Linked DNA regions of Homo sapiens: region 1 is linked to region 2. A link is an interaction called in ENCODE POLR2A ChIA-PET data of the cell type or tissue named here. Cell type or tissue: A673. All regions are shown on one strand.

Region 1 (2,500 bases), 540 kb before region 2:
AGGGAAGGCTTCTTGGAGGAAGCAGCATTTGAGTTGGCCCCTTAAAGGATAGGAAGAGTTAGAATGAGGAGATAAAGGACAAAACACTGCAGGCACCAGGAGAGGTATAAGCAAAGGTCCTACAGCCATGGGGACCACAGCAGGTTTAAGGAGCTGGGAATGGTCCATCCAACTAGCCTGGAGAGGAGAGAAAATGAGGGGGCTCCAGCTCTAGTGGTAAGTTGGGATCAGTTTCTGACAGTCCTTGAGTATCATGCTGAGGAGCTGGGAGTTTTTCAGCAGGCAGGAGGGAGCCAACGATAGTTCTGGGTTGCACCAGGTGATGGTCACCAGCTCCTCTGAAGGGTCTCAGTGCTAGGAGGCCTGCGGTCCATCAGGCGGATCTCAGCTGTCAGCCTGTCTGGGTGATCAGGGACTCTCCCCCAGGGGGAACAGAGTTGTGGGACCTCCCTGAGCCCAGGACAGCAGCTGACTCCAGGTCCCTTCTCTCCTCTGATTTCTACTATTCAGTGCCCTGATGTGACTCTCGCACTGGGCCAGGAGTACCAGTTCCCTTCTGGCTCCTTCACCCCCAGCACTGAGAGCTAGGCTGGCCTGGGGAGGCCCAAGGCAACTCCGCCCTTGCAAAGGGACAGGCTGTTCCTCTTTGGGGCTGGGAGCTCCAGCCTGAACCATGTCCTGGCTCCTGGCCCAACACCAGGACCCTAACAAGATTCCCCCATCTCCTCCAATACTTCAGGACCCTCTACTATCAGACAAAGCATGTCTCTATGAACCCCAGGGGCCTAGGAGGGTCTGAACCCTCCTCCTGAGCCCAGCCCAGCCTGGCACACCAGCTCCTTGACCCTCTTACCCATTGGCTGGGACAAGATGCCCAGAGCCCCACTCACCATCCTTCCAGCCCTGCCCTCTGCCGCCCCAAGGCCTTCACCCCTTTCTCTCCAGGGCTGCAAATCACTTCCACATTTGGGATCTGGCATGCACTATCTGCTTGGAACTCTCTCCTCCCAGTTAGCTCCCATCTCCTTCCACCCCACAAGTTCAGCCCCTGGGGTCTGCAGGAGGGGAAGGGCTCCTGCCTCTGACAATCCCTTCAGAGGACTAACAGGGAGCCTGACTGTGGCACGGTGCCAGAGGGACAGTGTACAGGAGGCCTCCCAGGGAGAGATGAAAGAGGAGGAGCCAAGGGGGTGGGCGGAGGCAGAGCTTGAGCAAGCAAGGGGATGAGGGGTTGGGGGTGGGGAGGCAAGGAAGGTGGTAGTTCCCAGCTCAGCACATTCCTGAGACATCTGGATGCACTGGAAGGGCCCCAGCTGGCCTGCATAACTGTGGCTCTAGCTTCTCTGCTCTGTGATGTCAGGACCCAGCACTCCCCGCTCCCCTCAGAGTCCCACTGGCCTGGGGGCCACTTGGGGCTGAGTACTGGGGTCTCTTCCCCAGACCCCTGACCCTCAGTGAGCAAGAAAGAGGCCCCTGGGGCAATGGAGGAAATGCTTGCCACAGAGGTGGGCCAGGGTATGATGGCAGGAGGGAGGCACTGAAGACCCAGTGGTTTGCCCATCCGACTGACTCAAGGAAAATGTGCCTTTGGGCTGGTGCCAGTCCTTCTCTTCTCCTTGGAAGGGAGATAGAGACAAATGAATGACTCTGGAAACGGCTGCTTACCTTGGGCTGTGTGACCCCAGGCAAGTGCACTCCCATCCCCAGCTCTCGGTTTTCTTCATCTGTAATAATAACAGCTACATTTAATGAGAGCCTTCCTCCTATATGTCCTGCATTATATAAAGCACTTCGCAATTGTTGTCTCATTTAATCCTCACAGCAACCTGGTGGGGTGGATATGAACGTTCCCATTTTATACTCAGGACTGAGGCTTAGAGAGGTTAAGTAACTTGTCCAAAGCCTGCACAGTGTATAGCAGAACCAGGATTAGAACCAGGTCCGTCTGACTCCCTTGCTTATAACCATTGAACTGCTTTGCCTCTTCACGTAAGAGGGGGTGGACCTAATGATGCCAAAATTCCTTTCAGTTCGAAAATTGTAATGATTTCTTTTGGCCGTTGCAGGGCTCTTCAAGAAGGGCAAGGGCAAGCATTAGTCACCTACTGGGTGGGGGAAGGAAGGCAGAGACAGCTGGCTTTGAAGCATCGGGTGGGTCAAGAGTCTTTGGAGGTCCCCTCCCTTGGAGGCCCAGAGAGCTCCAGACCCCAGGGATTGGAGTCAATAGCCTAATCCCCAGCTGAGCCCAGGGGTCCCACACCTTCCCTGAAAGAAGGGAGTAAATAAGGAGAGAGAATACCACTCCTTCCAAAAATAAAACCTGAGGACAACTCAGGCCAGGACCGCTGAGGATGTCAGAGGCTGAATGCTGAGTACACTGAGGAGAGGGGAGAGGCCAAGGGAATTCCAGCCAGAGTGAGGCGGTAGGCTCCAGGCGAGGAGGGCCTTCCAGCTGGCCAGGGGCCGAGAGAGCAGCCCTGGCGGGTTGGCCACTGTGTTC
Region 2 (2,500 bases):
CCACCACGTCCAGCTAATTTTGATATTATTAGTAGAGATGGTGTTTCACCATGTTGGCCAGGCTGGTCCTGAAAGCCTAACCTCAGGTGATCCACCCGGCTTGGCCTTTTACTATATCATTATAAGCATCATCCCAGTGTCATTGAGAGATTTTAGGTTGATTTCAGACTTAAACAAACCTATATTTCAGTCCTTTGATATAAGAGTGGGCTAACTTGGCCTGGTGCGGTGGCTCACACTTGTAATCCCAGCACTTTGGGAGGCCAAGACGGGCAGATCACTTGAGATCAGGAGTTCAAAACCAGCCTGGCCAACATAGTGAAACCCTATCTCTACTAAAAATACAAAAATTAGCCAGGCATGGTGGTACATGCCTGCAGTCCCAGCTACTGAGAAGACTGAGGCAGGAGAAACGCTTGAACCTGGGAGGCGGTGGTTGCAGTGAGCTGAGATTGCACCACCGCACTCCAGCCTGGGCAACAAGAGCAAAACTCCATCTCAAAAAAAAAAAAAAAAAAAAAAAGAGAAGCCTAAGTCGGGTTACAGCCCTTAGGACCAAGTAAGGCAAGTCCTCTCTGGTCTAAAACAAACTGCTTCTCTGGGTGTACAAGCAATCTATTCCTTTTCATCCTATAGAAAGCAGATTCACTATTAAAAAATTATATGCTATTTGGTGATATTCAAGGGGACTATCCATAGGTTTGGAGGAATCTCCCATATTAAACATTGCTCAAAATTTGTAGGCAGCCCTCTAAAGCATAAAAATATTTTTATGTACTGGATAGAGATTTTTCTTTTCTTTTTTAGACAGGGTCTCACTCTGTCGTCTGGGCTGGAATACAGTGGCACAAACATGGCTCACTGCTGCCTCCACCTCCCAGGCCCAAGTAATCCTCCCACCTCTGCCTCCCAAGTAGCTGGGCCACAGGCATGCACCACCACTCCCAGCTAATTTTTTTTTTTTTTCCTAGATATGAGGTCTGTCTATGTTGCTCAGGCTGGCTTTATATTTTACAGCTTTCGTTTCGCGACCTTTGTGATCAAGCTAACACTTCTAGTTATCTTGTAGCAGTGCCTTCTTTCTAATTTAGCAATTGATTTAAAGAACCAAGCAGGCTGAAATTGTGCATAGAAGAGTGAATAGAATCTGTTTGAGAGAAGTCAATAAAATAAAATATCAACTAAAAAAATAAAAATAAAGTATAAATGAATAATCATCCACCATTATCCTTTAAAATACATATATATATTACCTGGCTGTTTTGGCTGAGAAGGCCTAGAAACACTGACACCCCACTAGCAAGGAGCAGACGGCAGAGTATCCAGATCTCGGTTTCTAAATACCAAGCAAAAGGAACCAGAAATCTTTGGAGAAATGTCTAATTCTAGGGTTAGAGCAGAGAAAATAAAAGATGAGCCTGGAGCATATTAAAGTACCAGAAAATAAGAAAGTGTTCAAAAAGAAAAAAAAAATTAAAAAGATGGGGGCATGTCAAAGGGACACAGGAGCCAACCAAAAAGAGCTCCCAACAGTCAAAGCTGGAATTATTCGACGGAAAAAAATAGATTATAAAATCTCAAAGTACAGAATAAATATACACAAGCCAATACACACTCACACATACACACTAGTCCATAAGATACAAACAGTGGAATAAAGCAATAAATGGGTGAAAAGAGACAAATCTTCCTTACAAAATTCCGAATATATGTAGATACCCTTAACTCCGGGAAGTGGAATCTAATCCCTTCACCCACTTTGGGGGTGGGCTAGACCTGGCTACTCATTTTCATAAGAATAGCTATAGAAAGGGAAAAATACTAACTTTAATACTTAACCTAGCAAACACTAACTTAATCAAGTGATCATGGTTAATATCACTAATGATGTCACATGGATATCACAAAACCCCTGATATGATATGGTATTCTATGGTATTCTTTCCAAAAACACGTAATTCTTGACTAATCATGAGAAAAATATCAGACAAAGACAAAGAGAAGGGCAGTCTACAAAACAACTGACTAGTACTCCTCAAAATGGTCATGGTCATGAAAACAAGGAAGGACTGAGAAATTGCCAAAGACCAGAGAAGGCTAATAGAGATGACCACGAAGTGCAATATGTTACCCTGAATTGGATCCTGAAACAGAATGGGCACATGAATAGAAAAACTGTTGAAACACAAACAGAATCTGGAGTTTGTTTAAACGATGTTAATAACAGGGCACACTGGGTGAGAGGTATGCAGGAATCCTACACATCATCTTTGCAACTTTTCTGTTGGAACAATCTATAATTATTCCAAAATAAAGTTAATTTTTAAAAAGTTTCCTCTTAAAAAACTAACATTTATTTTCAAAAAAGGTAATGTCGTGAAAACGAATAATTTTAAAAAGTGAGAACACTAGGTCAGGCACAGTGGCTCAAACCTATAATCCTAGCATTTCAGGAGGCTGAGATGGGAGGATTGCTTGAGGCCAGGAGTTTGAGACCAGC

The links. Peaks named below come from ENCODE experiments on the same cell type or tissue, not always from the same donor. Only the 100,000 strongest peaks of a DNase experiment are listed, where the experiment ranks them.
Region 1: POLR2A ChIA-PET joins it to region 2 with 14 read pairs; 1 of 35 experiments calls an interaction of 5 or more read pairs at or near these places.

The regions. Positions count from the first base shown.
Region 1 is chr11:46,289,558-46,292,057 of GRCh38, forward strand. The region is part of intron 1 of CREB3L1 (cAMP responsive element binding protein 3 like 1); the gene reads left to right. Among named protein-coding and RNA genes, the nearest start is that of CREB3L1, 13 kb to the left of the region's middle. RefSeq lists an enhancer at 1,587-2,290. In A673, no CTCF peak of the experiment used is centred here; a DNase peak (open chromatin) is centred at 1,244; H3K27ac peaks cover 2,160 bases.
Region 2 is chr11:46,834,020-46,836,519 of GRCh38, forward strand. The region is part of intron 1 of CKAP5 (cytoskeleton associated protein 5); the gene reads right to left. Among named protein-coding and RNA genes, the nearest start is that of CKAP5, 11 kb to the right of the region's middle. In A673, no CTCF peak of the experiment used is centred here; no DNase peak of the experiment used is centred here.